Regions from separate parts of the Homo sapiens genome. Here region 2 is linked to region 1. The links are chromatin loops, found by intact Hi-C in ENCODE. Cell type or tissue: PC-9. All regions are shown on one strand. Each heading gives the region's core, and the rest is flanking DNA. Links, peaks and the distances in the headings are about the cores only.

The links. A loop is a pair of places that touch in the nucleus more often than their neighbours do. Peaks named below come from ENCODE experiments on the same cell type or tissue, not always from the same donor. Only the 100,000 strongest peaks of a DNase experiment are listed, where the experiment ranks them.
Region 2: a loop joins it to region 1, with 4 times the contacts of the local background. A loop is called at or near these places in 3 of 110 quality-filtered maps.

What each region holds. Positions count from the first base shown.
Region 1 is chr5:159,872,045-159,888,023 of GRCh38, reverse strand. It overlaps a transcript of ADRA1B not described here. Among named protein-coding and RNA genes, the nearest start is that of LINC01847, 8.6 kb to the right of the region's middle. RefSeq lists an enhancer at 13,043-14,242. In PC-9, for the core only: no CTCF peak of the experiment used is centred there; a DNase peak (open chromatin) is centred at 8,733; H3K27ac peaks cover 827 bases.
Region 2 is chr5:159,819,338-159,835,316 of GRCh38, reverse strand. The region is part of intron 2 of LINC01847 (long intergenic non-protein coding RNA 1847); the gene reads left to right. Among named protein-coding and RNA genes, the nearest start is that of LINC01847, 44 kb to the left of the region's middle. In PC-9, for the core only: no CTCF peak of the experiment used is centred there; DNase peaks (open chromatin) are centred at 8,716 and 9,506; H3K27ac peaks cover 2,500 bases.

The DNA.
Region 1 (15,979 bases), core at 7,503-10,002:
TCAGGAGTGTGATTTACAAACCTCTTTTAAATGTTATGAGTAATATTATTTGAAAGCCCAATATGGAAAACAGAAATAGGTACACTGCTTGAAGTGAGGGGTGGGCATTCTAGAATTCTGTGTACTCTACTCCTCTCTCATCCCCAAACCCTTGTTAGCACTTCCACCGAAATGCTAGGGCTCCATGGAGCATAGTTATAACTCTGCATTAGATGACGTCTATATATTCCACCTCTACACAGAGAGGCTGGCACATGATGGGATGTGGGATGTTTTTGGCTGCAACTAATAAAACTTCCAGCTCAAAGTGGCTTAAAAAAGGAAGTGTAATAGCTTCATGTAAACCGAAGTTCAGGTAAACAAGTAGGTTTCCAAAACCAACCAAATATGATGCCGATGCATTGCTCAAACGGTAGTCTAAACATGGCCTTACTTATACCACTTGATTTAGAAGTCTGGGTGCTTATCTTCCTCAAAATCATGTCAAACAAGGCATGTATATTTTGGTCAACTGGATAGCCACACCACACTTAATGGTAGATAGAGATGAAATCCTGGGGAGATATTTGAATAAGGATAGTTGAAGTCTTTTCAACATCCATCTGATAAGATGATTATAATAGCTTTGAACACTGAAGCTTAGTTGTCCTATAACTGACATTCCCTCTTGAAATTAACCATATCTGTGTTGGTTTATATTTTCCAACTCCACATGTAGCCTGACTAATTGGCTCTATTTAGTTGAGCTGGATGTTTGCCATTAACATAGCTTGATATAATGGGAAATCATCTTTGTAGCCAACCACAGAAGAGCCACTTGATTGTTTGGTTAAAGCTCAAGTGCACTGAATTGTACGTAGTCTAGTCTTTGTTAGGAGGGAAGAAACATGGTAACATGTGGCAAAATTGAGGCAGAGAGTTTCTTTGAATGAGTCTGACACCTGTCTTGAGTTGTTACTAAGGAGAATCTTTGACCATGAGAATTAACACGTTATCTATCCACTCAATTTTTCATCATGATCATGATCATCATCATCATCTTTGAAGTCAATATCATTGTCTTTGAAGGCACTGAGCATTACTAGGTGCTAGATACTATACTCATCATATCTAATCCCCACAACCATGTATATATATGTATATGTATGTATATATATATTTACAGAGGAAGAAACTAAATTCAGGGAAAGTTCCATTACTCTCTTTTTTTTCATCAGCTGGCGAGTAACTGAACTGAGAGTCAGATCCGTATCTGCTTAATTATAAGACCATGCTCATAACCACAACACTCCGCAATGTAAGAGTGGGTTTCCCATTTCTGTTTGTTATATTAGCGTGATGACATTGCCAACATCAATATGTCCCCTTGCTCATGGACAATCCAAGGCCTATGAGGTCCCTATGGCAGAGCCCCCTGTGACTCATCCTTAGCAAGAGGCAGCTTCAAGTATTTGCTTTCTTTCTAGGCCTGGAACTTCTGGGCACTGCTGAGTTGTCACCTGGCTTGGGAGACTCACTGAATCAAGATGAAATCAATTAGCATGGGAGACCTGCCAACTCATCCTCCATGCCCCCAGCAGACAGCTTAATTTCCTTGCTGGTGAGAACTCCTCATTGGCAAGGATCTTGCTCCTGTCATGGGGGATTTTCCAGGAGATTCACATGTCTCTCTTTAATGGCTACAAAAAGTCAATTAATGAGCTGAAAAGGCAGAAATGAAGAAGAAGGTGGAAGGGAGATGAGCATAGACAAACAGAGAATGTGATCAAAGATTAGAAAAAAGAGCCAGACATTTAAGGCAGACTATGGGTCCCTTGAGAAAGGATGCCTTGGTTAAAGGTGATGGCACTGGCTACACTAGCTCCTGCTCTCCAAAATCATCACCATTACTTAAGCATTGAAAGACAACTGGATGTCAGTTTTTAATCCCTGAATGATACTAACTTATTGTGCTTTTTGGAGCAAGTTTTTCCCTTTTCTGGATTGCATAGCATGGAGATTAAATGCGCAGACCCTGGAGTCAGACTGCTTAAATTTTGAATCTAGTCTCTACCATCTATGAATTGATTCTGAGAAAGTCATTTAATTTCTCTAAGACTTAGTCTTTTTCAACTGTATAATGGGGATAATAATAATATTGTTCTCAGAGGTTGTCACAACGGTTAAGTGCAACAATGCTTGTAGAGTTACAAGTACAAAGGCTGGCTCATGGTAAACACTGTCTAACTTGGGATGTTTTTCGTTGCAGCTCATCAAACCTCCAGCTCAAAGTGGCATAAAAAAGAATGTGTAATAGCTTTATTTAGAAAGAAGTTCTGGAAGAGGATGTCTTCAAGGTTGGTTAAATAAGTGCCTCAGTGGTGTCATCAAGGACCTGGGATTCCCCATATTTCTGTTTTGTGATCCTGTGCATTGGCTCCAACCTTAGGCTGATAGCAGGATGACTACATCACTTCCAGGCATCACATCTAGATGTGTTAGTGTTAGTGTCCAGAGGAAGAAGAATGATGTCTCTTCTGAGACTCTCTATTTGAAATGAAACTTTTTTTGTAGAATCCCATTAGCAAATATGTGCTTATGTCTCATTGGCCAGAATTGGGTCACATGCCTGTTGTGACCAATCACTGGTAGGCAGCATTTGACCAATAGAACTCACCCTGGAGTTGGGGGCTGCAGTCAGTTTCACCTGAGGCTACATGGAGGGAAGTTGATTGAGGTTCTATTAGGAAGGAAGAAGGCTGATATGGATGCTGGCTAGGCATCTGACAAAAATCTCCAGAAAAATAAATAAATTTCACTATTATTATTTTTATTATTACTGTTATTCTCATCACTTTCTTGTTTGGACTGCTTGCTCTCCCAGTCTCTTTCCTGTTCTGATAGTCTGTGACTCTGATCTTACTCAGCATTCTCAGTGTGGGCTGGGCTAATTTGGTCCCTGCATCTTCTGATGAGAGGGCAGCTGAAATGTACCATTTCTGCTTCCAACTTTCTTTTCCCTCTTACAAACACTTCAGGTGGAAGAGCCAAACATTCCCAGGTGTGCTGAGCTACTAAGAACCAGCCAAAGGAAATTAATTTCAAGATTCCAGCCTGTCACTCACAACAGTGAGTTGTGTAACTGAGCGGAGGAGACAGTTGATTATGTGCCAAAGCATCTGCCTTTTCAGTTGTACATATGGGAAGCCTTTCTCTATTCAAGATGGCAAGTCCATCTCAAATAGTGTTTTGCATTGCAGGGTGGTAGATCTGAACATTTCTAGTTCATTTGGCTAACTCCTCTGTGTTTTATGGTTACAGATTACATAGTTGATACATTTTTTTCAAAGAAGAACCAGTGTGGATAGATTGGTGAAAAACCACTCCCATTTTTGGAGAAACAACCTGTCTTAGTCTGTTTTGCACTGCTATAACAGAATATCACAGACTGGGTAATTTATAAAGAACAAAGATTTATTTTTTATGGTTTTGGAGGCTGGGAAGTCCAAGATCAAGGGGCCTGAATCTGGTGAGGCCCTCCTTGTTGTATTATCTCATGGTGGAAGTGGAAAGGGCAAGAGAACATACACAAGAGAGGGGAAGGGGGACAAACTCATCCAATTATCAGGAACCTGCTTCCATAATAACAAACCCACTTCCTGGATAATGGCATTAATCCTTGCATGAGGGCAGAGCCCACATGACCTAATCACCTCTTAAAAGTCCCACCTCTCAACACTGTTGCATGAGGAATTAAGTTTTCAAATTTCCAGCATATGAACTTTCAAGCCATAACACAACCCCAAACATAATAGCATGCCATTTAGGGATTGGGAAAATATTCCTCACTTACATGGGACAATCAATTATTTTTTGCATCCCAATCCTGAAGCATAGCTTAAGTCTACATCCATAATTGATTTGATTTTTTTCTTTTTAATTTATTTTTGGCTTTAGGCCATAACAAAGGCTGCTTGTGGAGACGATGCCACAGACCACTTCTCTCTGTCGCAAGTAGTCAGCTCATTCAACCACTGGCAACCCCTCATCCACTGGTCAATTGGCCTGGGTCAAGTAAAAGTGATGTGTTTGGTATTGAGGGTATATATGAGCCTATTGCCTCATAGTGTAGATAACAATTCCTTCCAACAGTCAGGTTAGACCCTGCTGTCTGATGTCATAAACTCCCAGGCAAGTGGCAGATATTCAGCACCATGGGAGTTCTCTCAAGAACCAGTCAGGAAGTCTCTGGAATCTGGCAAAGTGAATTATGGTTCATTGAGTAAGATGTTCATCACCCTCTTCTTAGAAATAAATTCCATTTGCATCATCAGGGAGTCATAGACTCTTAGAGCTTGAAGTAACTTTGGACATTATGTGTTTAAATATTTTTGCAGCCAAGTCCATGGGGAAGGCCTAATTTGTGTCCTGCTGCAGGGACTCTGACACAGAAATTCTGTTTATATGAAGTCCCTGTAGGCCTTCTAGGAGAACCAGTGGGGAACATGTTGGCACTGACTGTTGCTCTAGGCTAAATTTCTTCAACCAAAGTGGACAACAAGAGTTGCCCTTTAAGTCTTGTACTGAACTGACTCTAAGTTTGAGTCTAATTCTTGGATAGTCTGTTAGAGAAGGGGTAATTTTGGATTCAACACTTTCTGCATCTTGCCCTCTGTTTCAATCCCAAAGAAATCTCTCTGAAGTTCCTAGAAGAGGGAACATGGTAAAAAAATTACATGTGTGAGTCAAATAAAAGAATCATCGTGCCAGACTGCAAGACATTGAGAACACAGGGAAACTCTTCTTGGGAGTTTGAAAAGAGGTGGGTTTTTTGATTGTAGGAGTGGAGGCATGATAAAAACCAAGTTGGAAGGGGGAAAAAGAGAAGGAGCAAGGGCCACTTGTGAGATAGAGAGCTTGCTTGAGTGACAAGTTAAGACTTGCCTTAAGGGTAACAGTAAACATGGTGGCTTGGAAAGCCTAGAACCAGCAACTGGCACAAGAGAATGTCAGTGGCCAGTAAAGAGGTGGTCATGTGAACTGAGCTTATCCAGTCTGTCTCCCTCTCCTAGGACCTTGAATCTTGGGAAGATTGGTTGGCCTTCATTTATTCCAGCCATGGCGTCTTGATATTGTCAGTTTGGAGAGCTTCTCAGCATTCTCTCTCTCTCCCTCTCTCTCTCTTTGGTTAGAGTTGAGTTCTGTTGATTGCATTTAAATTGCCCTAACAGTTACAGGGTCCCTTTGCCAATTAACTAATTGCAAAATGAACAGACACCCAGGAGCAAGTTTGGCAATTTAGAGAGCTTGAGCCCTGAAGCCACGAGTTCATCCCTGTTCTGCAGCTTGGATATTACCAAGCACAGCTGTATGATCAGGCTATTGGGTGATGGAAACATGTCAATAGTGAATGCCTGACGCTTTGCTGCAGGTGGAAGACACAGATGGTTAGCTCTTATGACAGTTTTCCTTGTCAGAAATCATTGTTCTCTTTTTTGTCTCAATATGACCCGTGCCAGCAGAAGGAGGGCTCTGGGAGTCAGCACAGCTGGGAACCAGTACTATCTGATCGTGGGCAAGTTGCTCTACCTCTCTGCAGTCAGTTTCCTCACCTATAAACCAGTGAAACAATACATAACAACCCGACATATAAAGCTAAGAACAGCAGGATTGCACTGCTGCCAGAGGATGCTGGTGGGTGGAATCCTGTCTACTCAGGAAGGATTCCTGTACACTTTCCTGCTACCTCCTCTTTTGGTCCTTGAGGTTCTTCTGGGGAACCCTCAAGGTCTGAGGCACACCCTTTGATGACTACATGGCTAGATGATCTGTAAGGGACTTTCTAGCCTACGAGTCTATTAATTTATTTTACAAAACAGTCACATTTCCATAGTTCCTCCTCTTCATCCCCTCCCTACTGCATAAGCCTCAGCACTGCACACATACAAACTTTATGCACACAGGGAGGAAGAAAATGAGCAGTTTTTGTGTTCAGCGCTTGCAGATGGGACCTTCTGTGTTTCCAGAGATGGCTAGGATCATTGACAAGATGCTAAGGAGCCACAAATAGGTCCAGTGCAATGTCCTTCTGCAAAAGCGAAGCCTGAGCCCTTTTCGGGACACCCATGCCACTAGTCAGGCTTTCCAGGACTTCATGGCTCTGAATCAGAATTTCAGAGGTGCAAGAAGTTCTGAAAGCCTCCAGTCCCTACAGCCCATGCCCGGAAATCCTAGGATAGTATACTTCTCTGAGAGCGTCCTGACCTCTCAGATCTATTTATAATATTGGTATTTAAAGGTGTACAAGAGATGTCAGCATTTCTACTCTATTCACTCATACTCCTTCCCAAAGATTCTTCCCTCCTCTCTAAGACAGCCTTCGAATCCTTGCTAAAGAGATGCCTAATACAGCCACATTTTGTACCAGTAGATTCCTCCCCACTGCCTGACAGCCACTGCTGATAGGTCTAGGAGTGACCACTTGACCAATCAATTCCTCTCTATTGGGACACAGAGCCTCTGTCATTTAGATGCTGACAGACATGAAGCTGTGAGGGGGTATGTCTTTGGGACAGCTGCCATGTTGAGCCATGTGCAATAGAGAAAATTGGCATGCCAAGAAGAGAATGTAGTAGATACACAAAATGAAGGTAGATATAGAGAACATGGGAATGGGTAGGGGCAGAGGAGAAAAGGGCAGAGAGAGAGAGAGAGAGAGAGAGAGAGAGAGAGAGAGAGAGAGAGAACTTTCTGATATTGTTCTCATTCCACAAGACCCTGTAATCTTCTACATTTACCTGTCTTTAGAGTCACCTGAATCCCTCCATCATGCCAGAATTTTTTTTTTTTTTTTTTTTTTTTTTTGAGACGGAGTCTCGCTCTGTCGCCCAGGCCGGACTGCGGACTGCAGTGGCGCAATCTCGGCTCACTGCAAGCTCCGCTTCCTGGGTTCACGCCATTCTCCTGCCTCAGCCTCCCGAGTAGCTGGGACTACACAGAATTTTTATTAAAGTAGCCAGAATAGACTGTTCCTGGAAACCAGGCAATCTTTAATTAAGACCAAAGATTTAATGAAACAAGTCATGGCACCATCTACCCTGAAAGAGCTCATGTATCTCTTCATTCACTCAACTGATATTTACCTAACCTAGAAGTGGCAACACTGTGGGTACCAGCATGAAGGATACAGTGATGAACAAATATTTAGGGATTTGAAATAATTTCAAGTGTGGAATGGCCTGGCTGGGTAAGGAAATGGAAGACGACTTATTTGAAAGACAGTGATAAGGAGGAGGAATTAGACCTGCTGTGTTAGCCCCAGAGGGCATAGGAAAACTTGGATGGGTAGAAATAAAAAGGGGGCAGATTTGGCCTCAACATAGAAGAGAGCTTGCTAGCAGTTTGACACTGTCTGAAGATGGAACCACTTGACTTGAGAGTTGAGTTTCTCCTACCACGGGGCTGAATGACCAGTTTTCATGAGCTTTGTAGGGTAGATGCAAGCATTAGATGAAGGTTTAGATGGGATGACCTTTAAGATTCTGCCCCAAACCCTTGAATTCACATTTCATCTTGGGTCCACATGGTCTTTGTAATTTTAGGCCAGTTATTTAACTTCTATAGGCCTGTTTTATCACCTTTGAAAAGTGGGATGGGAAACTCTTGCACTGTTTTAAGGAATGAATTATGTGGCACTTAGTAAGTGCCTGGTGTGGGGAAGAAGAAATTCAGTAAATGAATGTTTCCTTTACTCTTCTCTGTTATAGGTGAGGGTTTTCTTTTTATGAAATGCTGCTCTCAACTGCTGCCACCGCTTCAGGGATTTTATTTGCTTTAAGCAATTGTAGTCTATGAAGATGATAGAGTTTGTGTCTTATTCACCTTACTTAGCATAGGGTAGTGCCCAAAAAGGGCCTTCATAAATGGAGATATGATTTACTATGGAGCCTTAGCTAACAATCGCCACACTGAAATATGTATGAGGAATGCATCTCTTCTCTACCCTTTACTTTTTAAAGTTTTTAATTTTAATTTTATTTATTTATTTTTGAGACAGGGTCTCGCTCTGTATCTCAAGCCGGAGTGCAGTGGTGCGATCTCAGTTCACTGCAACCTCCTCCTCCCAGGTTCATGCGATTCTTCTGCCTCAGCCTCATGAGTAGGTGGGATTACAGGCGCCCGCCACCACGCCCAGCTAATTTTTGTATTTTTAGTAGAGACAGGGTCTCACCATGTTGGCCAGGTTGGTCTTGACCTTCTGAGCTCAAGTGATCCGCCCGCCTCGGCCTCCCAAAGTGCTGGGATTATATGCGTGAGCCACTACACCCAGCCACTTGTCTACATTTTAAGCTTAAACACCGAGTCACAGGTAAACACACATGTACCCACACACACGCATGCATATGCGTGTGGACTGCAACTAAGACAATGCACACAGCATGCAGGTAGATATGCACAGACTTTCACTCCCCCCTCCCCATAATTAAGAAGATAGAAGAAGAATTGGCTTGTGGAATGAGTCACAGAGGCAGCCAGGATGAAGGGCAGGATTCAGCATCCCCAGGGAATCTTTATTTATAGTCCTGGCTGCTGGAGAGGGGGCTGGAATTATTCCTAAAGAGTTTCAGTGATGGAGTGATAACCAAAAGATGTCATTCCCACCGTCGTGCTTACAGGCAGGCGCCTGTTGCTGCTGGAGCCAGCAGAAGCGCTGTGTCACTCCAGAGCTGTGGTTCATGGGAGGAGCCAAGCTGACTGCATTCCAGCTGGTCCATCGTCAGTCACTGGGCCCCTTTCCCCGGTGAACAGACAATCTCTACGCTAATCCGAGCAAATCCTCCCAACCCCAAACAAACAGAAACCTCTGGGACAGCAGAGGCCACTGATTGCAGAGGATGCAGCTTAGATTCAAAATGATACAGTCTAATCCGTTGGTCCCACAGCTCTGCCTCTGTCAACAGTGTGGTTTCTGTAACAAGCAGAGAAAGTGGCATGAGGAATATGCAGTAGCAGACCCGACCTGCCTCACCCAGGGCCGGGGTGAGGATGTAAGGAGGCAGCTGGCTCTTTGCTGGGTTTTGAGCGACATCAGAAAAGTCTAGGGGGCATGAGCAGTAAGTTCCTTGGGTACAGGCTGTCTGTCTTATCCACTCTGGCACTCCTGGCACCAAGCACAGAGAAGATGTTAGTTGATAAATGGATACATGCATGATCTATTCAATATTGCAGTGTGTGAAGACCCCACAGTTCTGGTTCTTGAGTGTGATACATGATACATGATAGAAAAGAAAGAACATTTTTTAGGGAGCTAAGCAGACTAGGACTCCAATCCTGTCACTTCCTGTAGAAGACCTTGCACAGGTCACCTAATCTCTCCAAGCCTCAGTTTGCTTACTTGTAAAATGGAGACTCCCTAACACCTGCTATGTTTTGGGAATCATGGTAAGGATTAAAGATGGTGAAATAGGTTACTTCACCTTATTATATGTGCTACCTGGGGGAAATGAGGTATTGTTATCAGCCAATAACACATTAGCTGAATTAATCAGACAGATTGCACGCGGAAAACAGGGAATCCAGAACTGCCTGAGATGGTCTGGTTTATTGGCTCCTTATTTCCCAGCCTCCCTCCTTGGACTGGAGCCCTACTCTGAGTGGGAGTTCTCTTCTCAGTTGGCTCAAGTGTGTTCCTGGAGCTTTGTTCCCATCTGGGGCAGGAGGCCCCTTGAACTGGATCCCAGCTGCCCAGTGCAAACCCTGTGCTCAGCCCTCATGTGCTTTCCTGTTAGTCCTTGACCCTTACCTTGGCTCCTGGCCCTGACATAGCCTAGGTAACAGCTGCTGCTCATCTCTGGACCCGACTGATTCAAGAGGGCAACTGTAGGACTGCTGGGCCTGGCGTCCCGGACTGTCGGAGCTGCCTGAGACTGCCTCGGCATTTGGTCCTCTGATTCTTGGGCCTCGTTCAGCCCTGGAGTCCTGACAAGACCAAGCTGAAGAGACCTGAACCTGTTTTTCTAGGTTTCAGAGCACCTAATCTGGCACTTGAAACTCAGGTTGTTCCCAGAAGAGGTCAGAAAACAGGAAGTAAGGCTCGGGAGAGAAGGAAGAATCAGGAAGTGGATTTCAAGAGCATTCACTCCAGCTGCCATCAAAACATCACTTCCTAGACTGAGAGAATAAAGTAGTAGTTATTAAAAGCCCAGGCTTTTCAACTAAAGAGATCTGAGCTTAAAGCCTGCCTCTGTCGTTTGTGAACTGAGCAGCCCTGGGCACGCTGCACCTTCTTTCTGAGCTTTGGATTCCTTACTTATAAAGTGGGGTTAGGGACAGTACCTACCTTATGGGGCTGAGAGCATTGAGAGACATAATGGGTGCAAAGTGCTGAGCACAATGCCTGGTGCACAGTAGGGAGTCCATAAAATAGTGGCTATGATGACTGTGATTTAATGATTTTTGTGACCACTGCCCTAGTGGCTGCTCAGAGTCATCAGAAGGACCCAATGAGATATGAGATATGAAAGTGTTTAGAAGGAGGCTGGAGAGCATGACGCCAACATGGAGTACTGAAATTATTATTTTCTCGGTTTTTGACATTTGCCAACTGATGTGCTGTTGCACCCAAAGATTGGGTGCACGGCAACCAGAGGGCATGAAGGACTTCTCCAGAGCTGGCTCCCGGCATGACCTTCCCATCTGGTGCAGTGGGAGGGAAGAGGCTTGGACAGAGTTCTCCTATTGTCCCCGGGTCTTCTGAGGTCATCAGCTTTGCTCAGTTCTAGCTTAGCAGAGTGGTTTACAAAGGGTGGAGGGGAGACACAGGGGACCGGGAGCTGAAACTTTATTTGCTAAGTGTTTTTCAGAGCGCACGGCTCTGAGAAGGCGAAAAGGGGCAGGCAACAAGCCTTGATTTATGAACTGAGGCTCCCATTCCAGAAAACACATCATCAGTCCTTTTAGTAAAGAGCTTCAACCAGAGGGGCTGCCCTTCTGACTGCAGGCCTGAGTCCCACGACTGCTCTCAAAGGCAACTCCTTTTTGTGCACCCCTTAGGGGAAGAAAATCTGGAGAACAAATTCTGGGCCCTTGGTAGGGATGGGAACCTGCTCTCTGATGGCCAGGCAAGTACCTGAAACACAAGCGCCAGGCCCCTAACGGTGAAAGGGAGGAGTGGTAGAGTTCATAACAAAATGACTTTACTGTCAGCTGGTCATACATAGAGTCCAGAAGAAGGGACAAATCGTCCTTTACTTTTTACTTATAGCACCAACAGACCCCACAGAGGCGGATTCCACTCAGCCACATGTTCAGTTCTTCCCCAGCATTCCAACACAGAGCCACTCTAACAGAATCTCAGGATGCCACCTTTCACAAATGGTATGTGTCGCCCATACTTACCATTCTCCCCATCTTCTTTTTCACAGAACTGTATCTGCAGCAGTATGCTAAGATGGACCCCCCTCTGCTGAATCTAGGGAATGAGCCATGTTTGGTCTGGCTCAGAAATGACAATTTCATTCCCATTCACCAGTGATTGGGTTAGGGATGGTCATGTGGTTTAGTTCTGGCAAATGGGATCTGAGTCAAAGTCTTCTGGAATCTTCTGAAAATATTTTGCTCCTGGATAAGAAAGAGACATAGGAGGAGAAATCCCATTCTCTCTCTTTCTTCTTTTGCATGTCATGAGGATGTGGTGCTTGGCAGCCATCCTGCCACTGTGAGGAGAAAGCCAAAAACATGGCACAGAAGCCGATGCAGAGCCTTGACATTGTTGAGCCACAATCTAACCATGCCAACTTGTAGACTTTTTTAAAATGAAGTAATAAAAGTCCTTATTGTTTTGTTTTGTTTTGTTTTTGAGACAGAGTCTTGCTCTGTCCCCCAGCTGGGGTGCAGTGGCGTGATCTCAGTTCACTGTAACCTCTGTCTCCTGAGTTCAAGCGATTCTCCTGCCTCAGCCTCGTGAGTAGCTGGGATTACAGGTATGCACCACCATTTCTGCTTAATTTTTGTATTTTTAGTAGAGATGGGGTTTTACCATGTTGGCCAGGCTGGTCACGAACTCCTGACCTCAAGTGATCCGCCCACCTCAGCCTCCCAAAGTGTTGGGATTACGGGCGTGAGCCACCATGCCCGGCCCTTGTTGTTTAAGCAACTTTTAGTCACGTATGCTGTTCCATCTATACCAAAGCATCTGAACAAATATATCAGGGAAACCTCTTCTCAGTTGACCCTCCCTTTTTCTTCTCCTTTCCCTGCTTTAATTCAGGGGACTCAAACCTGGATGCCTGCAGGGACCAGAGCAGAACTATGCAAAACTGGAACTTGTGTGGCACAAGGAAGGCGAATTAGAGAGGGTGTGCCCCTTGTGAAGGGGCTGATGCTGGTTATTGAGCTCCAGCTGGTTCTGGCTGTGCAGGAATCCTATCCAGCTGTGGCTGGATATTTTTATTTTTCAGGAGAAACTGGAAAACTGGAGTTTTAGTGGACTCTCTCAATTTAGAAATGCATGTTGAAATTTTAAAGTAAGATACTGTATATGAACCAAACTGATGTATCCATGCACTAGGTATGGTCTCAGGGTCATATATTTGTGACTTGGGTTTAACTCCAGAGTTTCATTTTTCCTTGAGCTTGGTCCTTAAGGCTGTCGGTGACTTATTTCAGATTTTGCTCTTGGGTAGGAGCTGCGGTTGTGGGCTTGAGTTTTGTGGGAGTGGGGAATAGAGGAGGGGAGAAAAGAGAATAAAAGGATATAACTGTGTCCTGACATTAAGGTAGGACATCTGCAAGCCAACAAGCTTTTATCCTGCAGGATAAACCTTCTCTTAGTATAAGTCCTGTGCATGATTTTACTGAAAAGGCCACTGTTGTTTTCTCCACCATGAATTATGTTACCAAAGCCCCCTTCTCTTATCTAAATGCCAGTGTGGCTCAGGCTCTAAGAATCGGGGTGGAGGGGACCTATACCACCAAACGACCATGAAGCTAGGAGTTTTGATGCAATTTCCCAGGAAATTGCCATCCTGTTTGACTTAATTAGTGCTGTGAAGACACCAGTTTTGTCTAGGAGCACGAATTCTCAGTTCTCATTTAGCCCAATAAATGTTCAGTTCTTTTCAGCTAAAGAAAATATCCCATGGAAAATACAAGGACATACCCTTTTCGTGCAAACTGCATTTGGGTACATGAATAAATTCAAACGGGGCCCTCTAGGGAAGGCCTGGACTGCTGTGGACATTTTAGACCTTTGTTAGACCAACTTTCCATGGACCTGAGGACTCTGACCCCCAAGGGGGCAAGTCCAGGCTCCTTGTCCCTGCATGACCCACACAGGTTGTTTAATTTAATTCTTCAGGCTGTTAAATTGGAAATCTTCATGTTTGCCTCCAGGTCATCAAATTAAAAATTTTCAGAGCTCCTTTGTTGCAAGACTTCAGAGAACAGCTAAAATGAACTTCATGCCATGTACTGTATACAGCCCAATGATGCCCCTTGATGACAAGAGGGAATGAGTCACCACCAGCTTCAGGGATTTGGAAGAAATGTCAATGAAGTCATGAATAATAGGTGCTGCACTGACACCTAAGAAGGTTAAGGTCAGGAATTAGTTGGCAGGGAAGAAAATTGTGAAGGAGGCCACCCACAGCTCTACAGAGCTTCAGTAGCTTGTGTCATCTGATTGGATAGTGGTGAGCTGGGATAGCCAAGAAAATAAGGAATTTATTTCATTTTGAAGAAAGAAAATATGTGTATGTTGGTGGTGGTGGGAGGTTCTTCCCAAGGGCAGAGAGGTGGACTTGATGGCTTTTGGAAGCCCCACCAAGCTTCAGGCCTTTATTGTGGCTCTAGGGGCTGGTATTAGAAATCAGTGGGTCTGAGCACTTCTCCAAGCATCCTGGGAATCTTCAGAGGGAATATTTTACAGAAAGGCAGAAACCAGTCTAGTTACCTCTAGAGAGAAGACCCCAATAGCCCAGAAGGGCTACAGAATGTTAGGTTGTGTTTCTGTTCCAGTATGAAGACACTATCAAGACAGTAAGTCGTCCAGAAGACATTTTCTGCCCTCTGCATAAAAAAACAAAGAGGTGGGGTTAAAAAGCTGATGGTTGTACTTCCACTGACCTTCCAATCAAATACTATTTTGGTGATTCATTCTGGGGGAATGAAGCAATGGATCATCATCAAAAAAAATGATGGAGTGCCTCATCATTTCATGGTATCTCCATTTGTTTTTCTGTCTAAATTAACCAGAAAAATTCCACTGGGGACAGGCCTGCACACTGTCTAGAGATGGAAGGAGGTGAAACCACCTCCACGATGGTCATTGCCATGGCTTTCACTCCTGTTGCCACCATCATCCAGTATATGTGTAGACTGAGGGGGCTCTGAGATGAGCACAATAACAACGAAAAGTCCTGTCATAGGCTGTCATAGTCAGGGTTTGTTGTTAGGGATCGGCACTTGGGGAAGGGAGAGGAAACAGGATTGAACAGAGGCAGAAGTTGAACTGTGATGTTTATTAGAGTTGTCCTCAGTGAGCTGAAAAGACTGAGCCTTTATCAGTGATTGGGTATGTGCTGTCAGGGAAGGGTACTCTCCTGGGCAAGGTGGCTCTCTGCAGCTGAGGCTGCCAAGCTCATGCTGACAGCTGGAGTGTCTGCTGATGGCACTTGCAGCAGCGGACTCAGTGGGTTCTTTCCTGAAGGAGGCTGGAGCCCTGCAACTCTGTGCCCTTCAAAAAGCCCAGATCTTGGGTATAAACCCAAAGGATTATAAATCATTCTGCTGTAAAGACACATGCATACTTATGTTTATTGCAGCACTATTTACAATACCAAGGACTTGGAACAAACCTAAATGCCTATCAATGATAGACTGGATAAAGAAAATGTGGCACATATACACTATGGAATACTATGCAGCCATAAAAAAGAATGAATTCATGTCCTTTGCAGGGACATGGATGAAGCTAGAAACCATCATTCTCCACAAACTAACACAGGAACAGAAAACCAAACACCGCATATTCTCACTCATAGGTGGGAGTTGAACAATGAGAACACATGGACATAGGGAGGGGAACATCACACACTGGGGCCTGTTTGGGGGTGGGGGGCAAGGGGAGGGAGAGCATTAGGACAAATATCTAATGCATGTGGGGCTTAAAACCTAGATGATGGGTTGATAGGTGCAGCAAACCACCACGGCACATGTATACCTATGTAACAAACCTGAACGTTTTGCACATGTATCCCAGAATTTTTTTTATAAAAGCCCAGATCTTGAATCCAAGGAAGGTTTTATTGCAGATTTCAGAGCCATGAAACTGCCTCTCAGGACCTTGGTCTATCTCTTGACCAAGCAGTCAGACAAAGCAAGTGAAATTTCTATGATGGTAGTGAGAGCCAGGCAAGACTGGCAAGACCTCAGGCTTATGATTCAGACAGACCTGGATTCAAAGTCCACACTCATACTCACCAGTTGCATGACTCTAGGCAATCACATCACCTTCTCTGAGCTCCATGTCCCTTTCTGTAAAATGGGGATAATAATAGTTTGCTGGTCCAGGGCCCACTTGTCTTCCCATAGTGTCTTTCCCTTCCCACCTCTGTTCTGTATCACAGGGATCTTATCTCTGCAAGCTGTAGCTCCCAGGCTCCTGCATCAGCTGGCTTCTAGCTGAGTTTGGCCAATGATATTTTGGGGACAAGAAGAAGCAGCTAGTTAGGGCATTTCTCCCTCCCTGCTTCAGGTGGTGTCCCCAGCAGCAGCTGCATCTCTGCAAGCAAGAGCACTCATTAACATAGACACACTCAAAAGGCCACATGTGCAATTTCTAACAATGTTGACGAGCCAGTGCCTTAATTATTTTATTATTTTAAAATAAGGTTATTTTATTTGATTAATCATGAGAGTATTTTAATCTTATAAGATTATTTTAGTTGATTAATCGTCACTCATGTAGAGGATATGATACAAGTTGGGCATTTTGATTAGG
Region 2 (15,979 bases), core at 7,684-10,183, 53 kb after region 1:
CTTCCAGTTAGGATTAGATTCAGCAGCAGGTGACCCAAAACTAAGTAAGAATAGAGGCTTGAACAAGATAAGGCTTTATTTCTTTTTCTAATATGGGGTGGTTCCATGGCAATCAGGGATTCAAGTTTCTGGAAGCTTTTAGCTCTATTTGGCCAAGAATGTGGCCATTGTACTCAGCATTCAAGATGGCAGCTAGTGCTCCAGCCATCACATCCATATTCTAGGCAGAAGTTTAGAGGAAGAGGTTAAACATGGTGGAAAAAAGAGTCAATGCCAGCTGCCTTTTCAGAAAGTTTCTCAGAAGCTGCCACCACAACACTTTCGCTTTTATTTCATTGTTCAGTACTCAGTTGCATGGCCATATCTACCTGCAAGAGAGCCTGGGAAATGTCCTTTTGCGGCGGGGGTGGGGGGGCACATTTATGCTCTAAATAAAACTGGAGGTTTTGTTAATAATGATGGGGAATATAGATACTTGGGTAGGCAACTATCAATCTCCATCACATGTTTCCTGCTCAAAAACCTTCTATGGTTCCCCAGTATTTATGTCAGGGATTATTACTACACAAATAATGAAGTTATTTGTGTATTTGAAACACTTTGGAAACTTTTTCAAAGGCATATGCTTGGGCTTCAATCCCTGAAATTGGGTAGATCTGGGTAGAGGTTTGTTGTTGATGCTTCAGGCGCCAACCACAGCCTTTTTTTTTTTTTTTTTTTTTTGTGAGATGGAGTCTTGCTCTGTCCCCTAGGCTGGAGTGCAGTGGTGCGATCTCAGCTCACTGCAAGCTCCATCTCCCGGGTTCATGCCATTCTCCTGCCTCAGCCTCCGAAGTAGCTGGGATTACAGGTGCCTGCCACCACGCCTGGATAATTTTTTCTATTTTTTAATAGAGATGGGATTTCACTGTGTTAGCCAGGATGGTCTTGATCTCCTGACCTTGTGATCCACCTGCCTCGGCCTCCCAAAGTGTTGGGATTACAGGCGTGAGCCACCGTGCCCAGCTGCCAACCATCGCTTTCACCACCATTGCAAGCCTGAGTTCTGAATGACTTGAGGAAACCACTTGAGGCAAGTGAGGAACAAAAGTTCACCTTCATTCTTGATTAGGCTGCTTGGAGAACGCAGCTTTTAGGTGTACTGGCTAATCGGGCTTTTTAATGAAGCCACCCTTGAATTAGACTTATCTGGTTGCAGAGTGAGGCCACCATGTGCTTTGCTGTGGGGAGGACCTTTGCCTTTGATGCCATGGCAGGATTAGCTCAGAGCACAAATGTTCGCAGTAGGCAGGTCCCCAGGGACTGAGCCACCCACGCTGTTTCCTCTTCCCAAATCCATCGGTCAGATGAGTTGTACCTATTTCCCATTTCCCTCCTGAGGCAAGGCATGAGTAAGGAGTGGGGCAAGCGGCTAGGAGGGTTATCCTGGGAAAGCTGAGAATCAAGGAACAATGTGAAAATCTCTAACCTGTTTTGTAAAGCCCAAGTTACTTTGCAAAGCATCTGAGCACTTTTGTGACCTGCCTGGGATCTGTAGTTCTGCTTTATGTCTTTCTTCTTCATATTCTCTCTGTGCCAACATCTTCCTTCCTCAGTGCCTTTGCTCTTGCTGTCTTCCTGCCTGGAGGACACTTCCTTTTTAACTATGCACATTAGACCCCAACCCCATTTCAAAGTCCAGAGCCAATGTCTTATTCTCCATCAATCCCATTATACCAAATCCATCTCTCTTTGCTCTTGTTCCCATGGCACCTCATTTATGCCACTCACGCTATCTTCTCATTCTTTACCTATGCCTCCATGCAGACAGACATGACACGTTGCTTAGTAGGGAAAGCAACAGGAAGGAGGCTTGCATGAAAGGAGGTAGGGCAGCTGGAAGGCAGGGAATGGAGGGAGGGAGAAACGTGGGGCTGCAAAGTGACTGTCCCCTCCAGACCAGACCTGTGCTCTCTGCTCACCACACCCTGCCACACACCCTGACTACATCAGCTGCCTGGCCCTTATAGGTGTTGGTCTTGTGATTGGTGTTCTACAGCCTCCCCTGGAGGTGGCTGAGGCCACTTAGCCTGCTCCAGAGACTGAGAAATGCCCTTGTATGGATCAGCTCATTGTTTGCAAACAATGCCCTTAGTCTTCCTGTAACCTGCACTCAGTGGCCCCTGTCCTATCTCTTGGGCGTTGCACAGATTATACTGACTGCCTCTTGCATGTGACAGTCCCTTTGACATTTAAAGTTTGATGTGTCACCATTGTTTCCATCTCCTCTCAAAAGTCAACATATCATATCTATCGGTTGTTTTTATAAGTGATGTTAATAAATGATGTTTTGACTGATTGTTAAATGCCAGCTATGAGCTTTTAGCAAGTGAAGTAGGCCCAGGGAAGCAGAGGCAAATCAGAAAGTCAGAATTGTATGGGCATTTTAGAAATCTTTAGGCTAGGGATAATAGACAGCCTCATGTGCTCATTTTGATAAATGGAGAGTGGCTGCTTAGAGCACAGGGTTGCTGTCTGGGTTCACTGGGAAAGGTGCTGGGATGGATTAGTAAAGGGTGGTAGGGGGAGGTCAGTCATTCGCCATCCTTGATTGTACCCAATTTCAAAGGCTCAGAGATGTAGACAGAGTCCCAACTGGAGGAAGGAACAGAATGGGATCGAGAATTCCTGATTTCTATTCTTAAGTTTTCTTCTTCCTTCTGACCAAACTGCCTCATTGTTGTTGGTGTCTTCCAGGGAAATTCAGATTATCAAGACTTCAGATTGTTGTTGTTGTTCTCTCATTTTCTTACCTCCTAGCTGTCTCAACTACCTCCTCCAGAAGCCGACTTTTACGTTAATCTGCCTGTGCATCTCCTTCCTCAGTTAAATAAAAAATAATCATCCTGCTTCTTCCACTGTCATTCTTTTTGGAAAGCACAATAATCAGTCTTTAATGAGCTTGTGACTCTGAACCGAGGTATAATAATTCCAGTGACTCTGCAGCTTCCGTGGATGGAAATATATTTATTTTAGAAGCTGATGACCTGTGGGAAAAGGCTATTATTCTAAATACCATGATGAGGTCATGGGAGTTGGTAGAGGGCTTGGGGAGAGGGGAAGAGAGGGAAGAGAACCAGTGAAATTAGAATTGCTTATGAATGAAAATAGACTGCTTTCTATTCTGAGCAAGAGATCCTACTTTTGTGATTTTTTTAGGGATATTGAAGCAAAATGTACAGAGATGGGAGAAGTTTCTTGAGCCTGGCTCAACCCTTTGCCTAGAGTTCCATTAGGTAACATGAAAGATGGTTGGTGAGGTCAGCCTTAGGTCCTAGGATGGACTAGAGGGTGCTAGGAGCAGGAAATGGGATGATTGGTGAACATGCTTCACATTGTATCTTAGACTTTCTTCCCATATTGAAATTTTTCATAAAATACTATACTTTTTAATTATATAAAAGGTAGAGAAACAAAAACAAACAAAAATGCTTAGTTATCCATAATCCCACCCCAGTCGTTACCGCTAAGCAGATACAGTATGTGTACACACACACATGTATACATACACACATATATGTGTATATATATTATACATACACACGTATATGTGTATATATATTATACATATACACATATATGTGTACATGTATACATGTGCATTTTGTAAGATGGGAATCTTCTAGACATACTCTTCTTCTTTAACTTTTCAATTTATCATATATTGTGATCATCTTTCGTGGTCAAGAAATACAGATATGTGATGTTGTATTGGACTTTCATTGATTGTTCTCTGAACAACTATTCCAACTTTGTAATTTCTTAACAGAACACAGAATTTCGAAGCCAGACGGTTTGCGAGAGTCATCCTACCTTAGTTCCAGGGTGCACTTTGATTAGCTTTGCCAATCAGCTTATCTTATTACCTACACCTTGGCAATTGGTTCAGGATGGACACTTGACCTATTTTGGACCAAAGAGGAAACATTTGCTGAGGACTTCTGAGATAGAAAGTTTCTCTCTCTTTTATGGAAGCTTCTGGAATGGGTACTTTTTCTTGCTTTGGGTGGTATGCCATAAGCAGGTGGGGTAGGAAGTTCAGTGGTTATTGTTACTAACAGGAAAAGGAATAGTTGAGGCCGAAGCAACACAGAGCAGAGTTGCGGAGTGGAGAGTATGGCAGAAAACATGAATCAGAGCCCACACTCCCTCAGGAACCTCTGGGTCAAACCATGCCTGAGATCTGGTCCCCCTCTAGGCATTTCAGTTAAATGAGCCAATCTATTTAAGGATATTTGAGTTAGATTTTCTGTTACTAGCAACCCAAAGCAACCAAAGTAATACAACCATTCAAATATTGGAATAGTATTCTTTCATATATGTGTGCTGTAAGTATTTTCATGCATACCATCCAATTTGATATTTAAGTAGTCTTCTTATGAGTTAAGTAAGTATCTGTTTGGCAAGTGCAGAACTAATGCCCAGAGAGACCGATGGACCTATCCAAGGTCCCTGACCTGTCTACCATCATGCAGCCAGTTAATGGCAGAATTAGGTTTTCTGATTTTTGAGCAGAACCTTTTCTAATCAAGCAGAGAGATTAGGGTCCAGTGAATAGAATGGTTCTAAAGGATGAGACCACATTATTAGGTTAACAGTAAGGGTATAAAAGGGACTTGTCATGTGAATCAGTTGCAATCTAAGATGTAAGACATGAAAAGGTTTAGAGATTAGGCCAGCAGTTCTCAAAGTGTAGACTGGGGAGGTCTTTTCAGGAGGTTTGTAAGGTCAAAACTCTTTTCATAATAATGTTAAAATGATATTTTCTGTTTCATTGTCAATCTCCGCAAGTGTACAGTGGAGTGTTCCAGAGGTTACATGACACGTAACACACAACAGACTAAATGCAGAGGGAAATGTGAGAACTCAGCTGTCTTCCAAAAAACCAGACACTAAAGGGATTTGCAGAAATTTCAAACAATGCCACTGCCTCACTATAGACAGATCCAACTCAAACAAAACCTGTTTGAATCTTTAATATTTTTAAGGTGTTTTGAGACTAAAAAGTTTGAGAACCACTGGATTAAAGAATAAATACGATTTTCAATTAAATTTCTTTCAGAAGACCCATTCAAGAAAGTCTAGTTTTCCTGTTGGCTTCTAACACCTGGACTCAAGGCACAAAATATAATGTGAATTGGAAATTAGGCAATTGAGAGGTAACAGAATCAATATGGTTTAAACCAATTTGTACTACTTTGGCCAAAAGTTCACTTTGGGATCTAATGAATTTGTTGTCTATGTTAAAGAAATTGATGAGAAACTGGCCATCTCTGTTCATTGCTTTGCAGTTTGTAGACACCCAAAGCCACTAGAGTTCTGTGTAGTGAGAGGTCTCACTCTCTCTCACTGATACAGCACACATCTGTCAGGTTTTCTGGGAGCAAGCAACAGAAGCTGACTCTGGCCGATTGGGCAGAGAAGGAATTTATCAAAAGGATATTGAGAGCTCTCAGAATCGTCAGGAGAGGTGGAGAGCAAGGTCTGAAGGTAAACTTAAGGAGCAATGAAAACACCGCTCCGTAGAACTAGATTGACAGAGGGACCATTGCCCCTACTGTTGTCCCACTAAGCCATAGAAGAAACCACCACTATTGCTATGCCAAGATCTCATCCTTGCAAACATTGTCACCCCAAAAGTCAGACCTCTTGCTGCCATCCTTGCCAGCACAATGGATCCCCTGGAAAGTCTCTTTCCTTGAGTTGCTCTCTTAGAATCAAGGTCTTATAGGAGTGTGTCTGATTGTCCCAGCCTTGGACACACTTTCATCCAGTCTGAAAGGGAGGCCCAGATTTGATTGGAGTCTTCTGGGTTTTGCTTTGGAGTAGTAGGATCCACAGGGCTAAAACTATTCCAAACACAGCAAAGGCATTTAACAGGAGCTGAGAGGTCAGAAAATAGGACTGACGTTTGCCGCATATAGTGTATGAAGTCACAGAGTTACAGTTATGCAGAAAGTTTCAGAGTCAGGCAGAATTGGGAGTCAGTTTCAGAGTTAGGGTCCTGGCTTTATGGCTGCTAGCAGCTGTGAGATCTGAGGCAAGTCAAACTCTCAAAGCCTTAATGGTATCACCTGCCTCCTTGGGAAGATGTGAGGGTTAATTTCCTGGGTGCAATAATGTGTAACATAATATTATGTGTACGTAGTAGGAACCCAATAAATGGTAGCCATGAATATTATTAATTTTCAGACTCTGCCATAGACACTGCTCTCTAAAGGGGTAAGGAGGAATCAGGCACAAGGAGGCCAAGGGGCTTGACTATAATTTAAGCAACAACTCATGTCAGGATATGCTTCTGAACTCACTGATTCTGGGTTCAGCTCCTATCCCAGTTCCTGAGCTTCATTACCTCCTCGTGCAATCAAAAGGTGGCAGAAGTGACTGGGCACAGTGGCTCACACCTGTAATCCCAGCAATTCAGGAGGCTGAGGCAGGTGGATCACTTGAGGCCAGAATTTCAAGACCAGCCTGGCCAACATGGCAAAACAACATCTCTACTAAAAATACAAAAATTAGCCAAATGTGGTGGTGTGTGCCTGTAATCCGAGCTACTTGGGAGGCTGAGGCATGAGAATCACTTGAGCTTGGGAGGTGGAGGTTGGAGTGAGCGGAGATTGCGCCACTGCACTCCAGCCTGGGCAACAGAGTGAGACCCTGTCTGCAAAAAAAAAAAAAAAAAAAAAAAAAAAAAATGGCAGAAATAATAGAGTAATAAAGAAGTAATCCACATCAGTTGGTTATTTTAGGGTAGGAAGATTTAAGGTGAGTTTTACTTATCTTCCTTATTCTTTTCTGTGTTGTTTGAAAATTTACTGAGTACATAGTATTGAAAATAATGTTAAAAATTTAAAATTAGCAGTAAAGCTGTTTTTATCCCAGGAACAACCATCTGTCTCAATTTGGGTTTTCCTCAAAGCTGAGCCTGAGACAGAGATTTGGGAGCAGGTAAAAGGTGATCTAAGTCTCAATCCTGGTTCTCCAATGTGCACTAAAGGGGTTAATCTATGTGAGCATTTTCCAAATGTAGATCAGTGATCAAGAGATTGCTACCAGGGATTACCCAAACAACAGCGTCCATAGTGAAATGAGTTTGGGAGATGCAGGGACAAACAAAGGCTTCTTTACTGTGCGACTTCTCGGGAACTTCCCTCTGGTAATGCATATTGAGAGTCTCGGAGAGGGACTCACACAACCAGCCCTCCTTTTTATCCCAAGGGGACTTTGCAGGATTAATATTCTGGTGAGCACACTTTGGGAAATGTTGGATGATCTCAGAGGCCACTTCAGGCTATAAATTTGGTGATTTCTATGATCTCATCTAATCTTTTCCCCAAGTAAGCAAGAGGAGAAACTGTGGTCAAAATCACTCATCAAAACCAAGTAGCCAGTTATTGGCAGAACTGGGGCTCAAACTCAAATCTTTTGAGCCCCCATTTTTTCCCCACTAAACACAGGGTAAAGAAGGCAGGTGTTATGAATTGAATTGTGTCTCCTCAAAAAGATATATTGATGTCCTACTCCCTCGTACCTCAGAATGTGACCTTATTTAGAAATAGGGCCTTTATAGAGGTAATCAAGTTAAAATGAGATCATTAGGGTGGGCTCTAATCCAAAATGGCTGGTTTCCTTATAAGAAGAAGGGCAGGTACGGTGGCTCACGCCTATAATCCCAGCACTTTGGGAGGTTGAAGCGGGCGGATCACTTGAGCTCAGGAGTTCGAGACCGGCCTGGGCAACATGGTGGAACTCTCACTATGAAAACCACAAAAAATTAACCAGATATGGTGGTGTGTGCCTGTGGTTCCAGCTACTCAGGAGGCTGAGGTGGGAGGATCGCTTGAGCCTGGGAGGTGGAGGTTGCAGTGAGCTGAGAGTGCACCACTGCATTCCAACCTGGGTGACACAGTGAGACCCTGTCTCAAACAAAACAAAACAAAAAACAAAAACAAACACTGTGGGGGGGAAATTTGGATACAGAGGTAGACATGCACAGAGGTAAAGCAGGGAGAATGCCAAGCAGAAACAGTGCAGAGCCTGGAGTGATCCTGTCTCACAACGCCTGGTGCTACCAGAAGCTGGAAGAGGCAAGGAAGGATCTTTTCCCTACAGGTTTCTGAGAAGCATGGCCCCACCAACACTTAGGTCTTGGACTTCCAGCCTCCAGAACTGTGAGACAACACATTGCTGTTGTTCTAAGTCACCAGTCTGTGGTACTTCATTATGGCAGCCCTAGGAAACTAATCCAGCAAATATGACTCTGTGCTCCTTTTAAGCCAGACCCAAGTCTGAAGTCTGAGCAGAGCAGTTCATAGTCTGCCTGCTGGGAAAGCTGCTGGCCTCCACCCTGGGGAGACAGTGCTTCTGTTCCACAGCTAGGAACAAGGAGAGTCTCCACCCTCACTTTAGACCTGGTCTCCCTGCTCTTCTCTCCTCTGCCTTGGAGGCCCATAAGCCTTTTAAAAACAAGCAGAACCCTTAATGTCCACTTTTCCTTGTGTGTGGGCAGGGCTGTTTCCTTGTGCTGGGCTGCTGGGCCATGGAATGTGACCTCTCTCTGTGGAAAGAGCCCAGAGCGAGCATTGCCAGCAGAGTTGGCAGGTACCGAGCTACCCAGGGTGCAGACACCTGTTGCTTGAATCTATTTGTGGAAACCTCCTGAGTGCTCACTGCCTACAGGAAGGGCTTGGGCTGCTCACCAGATGAGTCACTTCTGCATTGTCATAAGAAGACTTTACAGTTAAGTGCCCATCCCAGGTTCCCAGGGCCGCAGGAGCACACCAACTGATTTAGTGCCTGGACTGACTTTATAAGACAGACTGGGCATCCCCATTTTACTGATGAAGAAACTGAGGCCCAGGCGAATGAAGGGATTTACCCAGGGTAATAAAATTAGTTGACACAACTGAGACAAAGGAGCTGCATATGGGAAGAACTGGATGCTTACATGATAAAATCTAGGTGCAGGGGGCTGGGTACCTGAGGGGGCAGTAGGAGAGGCAACTCCCCAAGGGAAGCGCTGAGAAATGGGAGACTGGAGGGCCAAGAGGCCTCGGCTTTGGAATCAGAGCCAGGTTTGCATCCAGGTTCTGCCAAATACTAGCTGTGCAACTGGGTGAGTTGCTCTCCATGCCTCAGTTTATCTGATAAAGAAAATAGTTATGCCTCCTTTGTGGGTTGTTCTGACCATTAGATGAGAGGATACATGTATTTAAGTTGGTGTCTGGTATCTGTGAATCATTCCCTAACTCACTAGTATTATTATCGTGGTAGTGATTAGCAGCCTCTAATTACCCTGTGCCTTTGCCTGGAGCTGACCTGCGGCTGTGGCCTCTTCTGAGGTGGGAGGGGCCTGACAGGGGCAGGGAGTGGTTGGTCAGGGAAATGGGCCAGGAGAGGCCCTCCACAGCTGTTGGGAACTGGAGAGCCATCAGGAACCAAGCCCTCAGAGGTGATTTCTGTTGCTAACTTTAAGGGCCTGTGAACAAAACAAATAAAACCTGGTGGGAAGTTTTTCAAAATGTTCTCAGGTGCTGCCAAGCCTCAATATGTTTTCTGAGCCACACCAAGGCAGCCTCATCCCCCACTCCCTGTAGAGGCAAGGGACTGTGACCCTTTCAGGGTAACAATGCATATGAGCAATGTAGCAACTTGGGCAGTACTTGTTCTTTTTCCCCTAAGGAGGCCCGTGGCTCTCACTCATGCACTCTTCATGCTGAGCTGCACCCAGTGGCAAAGAAACAGGGCTAGGGTAAAATGAGGTCCAGGAGGTCAGCTCTGCTGAAGGTGAATATTAACTGTGGAGCCCCTCAGGTGTTGAATAAGAGGGCAAATTTCCAGACGCTTCACTCTTTTCTCATAGAAGCATCTATTCCCTGCCTATCCCCCAGCATAGATCTGACAGTGACTCTTCTCTGCTGAAATCTTCCATGGCTCCCTATTGCCCATACCCTATGGGATGAAGTTGAAATTTCTTATCCTGGCATTCGAGGGCTTTGAGGATCTGGCCTCAGTCTACTTCTGAAGCCTGTCCCTTGTTGGGTTCCACATGAACCCAAACTCCAGCCATACCCAGGACTTGCAGTTCTCCAAATGCACCCATAAATTCTACCCCACTGTGTCTTTGCTTTTGCCTGCAGGACAGGCTGGTGTAATGGAGACATGGTAGGTGCTCAATACATGTTTGCTGAATTGGTCATACTTTATTTTATCATCTTGTCATGTTTAAAGACAATTCCTGACAAAACTGTGAGCAAAATAAAATGGCTATTTTAAGCCACTACGTTTTAAGGTAATTTGTTGCACAACAACAGGGAATCAGAGCATCAAATTAATTTAGTTTTTAAAAAATGACCTAGGTATTAGTCATCCAGTATTAAAGACGGGAGACAAGTCTTGATTTTAAAAATGAGATAAGCTTCATCACCGAGCTTTTTGATGACAGAATGCTCAATTCACAGGGAGAGTACACTCAATATCAGCTTTGACAGGGAGAGAAAAGTGAGAGCAGGCGACTGCAGCAATGGTGGCATTTAATCTGCTATGCCCTGCCTTTGTCCTGAGGTGTTGGGCTGGGACCTCTCAGTCTCTCTATGCCGAAGCTGCTGGCTATTTTCATTTCCTGCAGGAGATGCCATGATGAAAACAAGATACTTAGAAATAAATGAAATGAATTAGCTCAGGAAGTCTTTTCTAGCACAGGACCAAAAAGTCTGTCTTGGGATGGAGACCCATACTAATTATTCTAGAAACAAGAAAACTGCTCGCTTGCTCTCTTTCTTTCTCTTTCTTTCTTTCTTTCATTCTTTCTCTCCCTCTCTCCCTCCCTCCCTCCTTTCTTTCCCTTTCTTTCTCTTTCTTTCTTTCATTCTTTCTCTCCCTCCCTCCCTCCTTTCTTTCTTTCTTTCTCTTTCTTTCTTTCTTTCTTTCCTTCCTTCCTTCCTTCCTTCCTTCCTTCCTTCCTTCCTTCCTTCTTCCTTTCATCTTCTCTCTCTCTCTCACTTGCTGCAACTTCCATCTCCTGGATTCAAGAGATTCTTGTGCCTCAGCCTCCCAAGTATCTGGGATTAAAGGCATGTGCCACCATGCTGGCTAATTTTTGTATATTTAGTAGAGATGGGGGTCTCACCGTGTTGGCCACGCTGGTCTCAAACTCCTGGCCTCAAGTGATCTGCCTGCCTTGGCCTCCCAAAGTGTTGGGATTACAGGTGTGAGCCCCTGTGCCTGGCCTCCTTCTATTTTTCAGTGATTAAAAGTATCTAAGTGGCAAAGCAGGCTATAAACATGACCGTGTGAGGCCAGAGTCCCCTCACCAGGGTAAAGTCTGTTTCATCCTCCTGTTCTTTCAGATCCCTGGGATAAGTTTTGCTAGGATACCCATTAACTCTTCATTGGTATCTGCTAAAGATCAAATTATTCCCCATCCCCTTCCCCCACCCAAATATTTTCAAGTTCTAACCTGAAATGTGATTGTATTAGGAGATGGGGCTTTTAGGAGGTAATTACCTTAATTAAGGTTGAATGAGGGCTTAAAGGTGAGGTCCTAATCCAATAGCATTTGTTGCTTTATAAGAAGTGAGAGAGAGGAGAGACATCCCTCTCTCCCTCTGCCTGAGCACACTGAGGATAGTCTGTGTGAGGACCTGGTGAGAAGGCAGCCTTCTGGAGGCCAGAAAAGAGCCCTCACTAGGAACCTTGATCCTGGGCTTCCAGTCACCAGAACTGAGAGAAATCATTTCCACTGTTTAAGCCACCTAGTCTATGCCATTTTGTTATGGCAGCCTGAGCAGGGTAATATGGCCTCCCATTTCCATTTGGCCTTTTGGTAGTCCATTCCTTATACAATAGCCAGAGGGTCTTTTACAATTATAAAGTCAGCTTCTATCCATTGGCTTCCCACAGCAAAAGGAATTTCATTTGGATTCCTTACTCTGACCTATGAGACCCCAAATGATCTGGCCCTTGTTCACCTCTCAACCTCATCTCCTAATTTCTTCCTCCAAAATTCCCTGTCCTGCAGCCATATTGCTATTTTCGTTTGTTTGTTTCTGCCTCAGGACCTTTGTACTTGCTGTTCCTTCCTGAAATTATGTTCTCCAGAGTATCTCATGACCCAGCTCAACTGGAGCCTGCTCAGAGAGGGCTTCCCTGTCCATCTAATAGTCACTATCTATGATAATCACCTCATTTAATAGCCTTCCTAGCATTTAACAGTATCTGATATTATCTTAGGTATTTGTGAACTTGTCTATGTTCCCTACTAGAAGGTAAGTGGCATGAAGGCAGGATGCCTGGCTGTCTCATTAATGCCTATATCCCAATGCCTAGGGTGACAGCAGGCAGTAGGAAGCTTTCGTCTTTGGTGGATGAATGAATGGCTGAAGCCCTTGTTTCTTACCACTTATCCTCATCTGTTCAGTGCCTATCCATCCTTCACTACCTGTCTAAACCCCACCGCCTTAGACCTATATAAGTCCTTCCTTTTTTGACTCCTCCTAGCAAGTACTTCATAGCTCTGATAGACTTTTCTTTTTTTAATGAAAACAGTTTGTTTACTGAAATATGCTATGTATACATGTTTAAGCCCCAATTTCTCTACCAAGTTCAGTTTGTGTCTAGGATCCAGACATGGTCAAGGGCAGTAACATGTTGCTGCTTTTGCAGCTTTGCTCTGCCGCATTTACTTTTTGTTCTGATTTTCCCACAAGCTTTTGCCTCCCTGGATATAAAAGTTTGTTGTCTAAAGCCAGGAGTGGTGGCGGGCACCTGTGGTCTCAGCTACCCGAGAGGCTGAGCTGGGAGGATTACTTGAGTCCAGGAGTTCAAGGCTGCAGTGAGAGCCATGGTGCTCTGATACACTTTTATCTTACTCTGCCATATGTTTGGATTTTATGGGTTTTGTGTGTCCCTCCCTGCCCTACTGTAATCTTTTTGAGGACAAGGACTGGGCTTTACTCATGGCTATATTTCGTGGTTCCCCCCCACCAAAACCCTGCCATCCAGATTGCATAGAATGCAGGGAGCTTTATTCTCCTCCAGCATCTTCAGGGTAGAGATGCAAGTTTTGGGAAGGTAGATTTCACACCTAGTGAATTCTCAAACAGACAAGCAATTGTTAAGGCAAGAGATTGTTGAGTCAGGCTATTGTTTGATCTCCTCTAAATGTATATTCTCAGCAGAACCAAAGAAATTATGGAAGAATCAGGAGAGCTGCGAACGTTGCAAAATTCCATGCTATCAATGAAATGTAGTTTCTGATCTTCGCACAATTGCTCTTCTAAGCTAGGCCTGAACAATATTCTGAGACTCTCTTTTACTAGAATAATTCCACCTAAGAATAGTAAGCATTAAAGTCAAGAGTTAGAGCTAGACGGGAAATAATCCAGCCTGATTCTCCTCAAGAAGAGAAGAGGAATGTGAGGCTTCAAAATAGTCGTATTCAACATCAAACAGAGAGCAGGGGCGAATGTGGGATGCCCACAAGAGGAATCTGAGGCTTCAAAGAGTCATACTGAACATCAAACAGAGATCAGGGGCGAATGTGGGATGCCCGCAGAGGCCTCCTGACCCTGTGCCAGGGCTCCTACCATCCAGGGTTAGTCCCTTTGTGCTAGCCACACTCCTGATGCTGTCATATAACACTTTTCTACCCGTAAACTTCAAGTTTCAATTCTTTATGCATCCTCGCTGATGGAATGGGGACCCGCCTCCATGGCCTGATTTCAAGGACATCAGAAAAGTTCTCCTCCTACTGTCCACCCCAGTCTTCTACCCTGCCCTGTGCCTGAAATTGCGCCATTAGAGACAAGCCATTTTATGTTTTTCTCTAGACCAAAGGTTGCAACCCCAAATGCTTATAAGGATAAAGCAGGTCATATAAATGGTGAGTTTGCACAGGTGGGACTGTGGGGTACTGAGGGGCACAGGCCATGTCTCCAGGGCCTAAAGGGGCAGCTGCCACTCCACCTCGGCCCAGAGGGACTGTGTCTTCTGTGTTTTCAAGGGGAGCCAGAAATGTATGTGTGTGTCTTTTTAAATTTGAACTCTTCTGAATTTTAAACATTGTCAACACATTTTCAAAAATTAATGTACTATCTGGCCAAAACCGAACCAAACCAAAAGAAAACCTCTGCAAGGTGGATTTACTCTTTCACATATGTGTGTAAAGCCATGTATAGATTCTTTCCAATAGCAGTTTGGGACATGAGCTGATAGACATCAAAGAAATAAAGTATTTTCCCAGGGATCTGCATGGAAAGCCGGGTTTGAGTGGTATGCACAGGGCCCTCTGCAGGGTAATGGGAGTGAGATGCCAAGGGTGCAAAATGTAAGAAGGTGCTTGCTTTCAGGATGGACCCTGAACTTGCATGACCCAGAGGGTGAGCACCTCCTTAAATTTTGTGCCCGGTGCAGTGGCTCACTCCTGTAATCTTAGCACTTTGGGAGGCCAAGGCAGGCAGATCACTCAAGCTCAGGAGTTTGAGACCAGCCTGGGCAACATAGTGAGACCCCTATCTCTACTAAAAATGCAAAAAAAAAAAAAAAAAAAAAAGAAAATCAGCTGGTCATGGGCGCCACTTGTAATCCCAACTACTTGGGAGGCTGAGGCAGGAGAATTGCTTGAACTTGGGAGGTGGAGGTTGCAGTGAGCTGAGATGGAGCCACCGCACTCCAGCCTGGGTAACAGAGGGATACTCTGGGATACTCTGTCTCCAAAAAAAAAAAAAAAAAAGAGAGAGAGAGAGAAAAGAAAGAAAGAAAGAAAGAAAAAATTGTGCTTCACTGGCCTCAGCCTACTCCCAGCCCTGATTGTGGAGGGTGAGGAGGGCAGGGGGAGGGCCAGGTGAGTTGGGAGAACCATACCTAGGGGTCAGATTGAGTGCAGTATGAGGTAGTGTGAAGATGAAGTGGTGTGAAGGCCAGTTTTGCAGGGTGCATGCTTCTGCTGTGACTTCCCTGCGGCGGAGGAAGCTGGGCACAGTGCGTCCTGTGCTTACAGCTTCACTGTTTGCTTCCCTGATATTTCCACACCCTCTGGAAGTCTTGACTCAGTCGTGCCCCAAGTGACCTCAGTGGAAAGTGTGAGAAAGCAAGGAGCAGCAGTTGTTTTTATCCCCAAACCAAGCAAGGAAAACAGTTGTTGACATAATGCCTGACTATCAGCTCTCTGCTCTGCTGACTGTCCAGGGCCCTGGAGCTGCTGCAGACCACTCGTGGTGCATGGGGCCGTGGGTGTTAGTTGATCCAGAGGTGCTAGGAGTGCAGCATCAGTCTCTGCCTCCTGTGAACCACTCCCCACCCCCCATCCCTAGGAGGAGGGCAGGCTTGTGACCCTGGTGGTGCTGTCCTGGTTAACTCTGAGGATGGGGAGGCTGGGCCTTTGAGGAGCACTGGCCTCCCTGCCTCTGGAGTGGAGCTTGGCAGGAAGCTGGAGGGGCAAGATTCTGAGCAGTTCCTCCTGCTGCCTCTTTGGCTCTGCAGCCAAACGCCTGTGGTTTCAGCCTAGTGTTGGGGACAGCTGGGTTTGTTTTGGTGTTCAAACCGGGACATAGGGGGAACATGGTTTTAACATCAAAAAAATAAATTGTTTTTAAGAGAGGGAGAGAAGGCTTCCAGCAGGAGCTCTTGAAGGCTTCTAACCCCGCTTGCTCCCCCTGATGTCAGAGAATAAATGCCTGACAGGAGCCAGCAGTTAGCAAGCAGCCCTGCAGATATTATAGGCAATGTTGTAGGAGTGGGACCAATTACCCCTAAGATGTTGGGAGGGTCCACATAGCCTGGGCACAGGGATCCTAGGGACTCCCTCATTTACCCCGACCCTTGCTGCAAGTTGCTTGCTGTTATTGATACCTGCAGCAGGTGTCTGGGCCGGCAGATCCTGTGGGGGCTTCTGCTAGGGCCAGTGGGGAGGAGAGAAATGTGACAGCTGTCTGCAAATGTT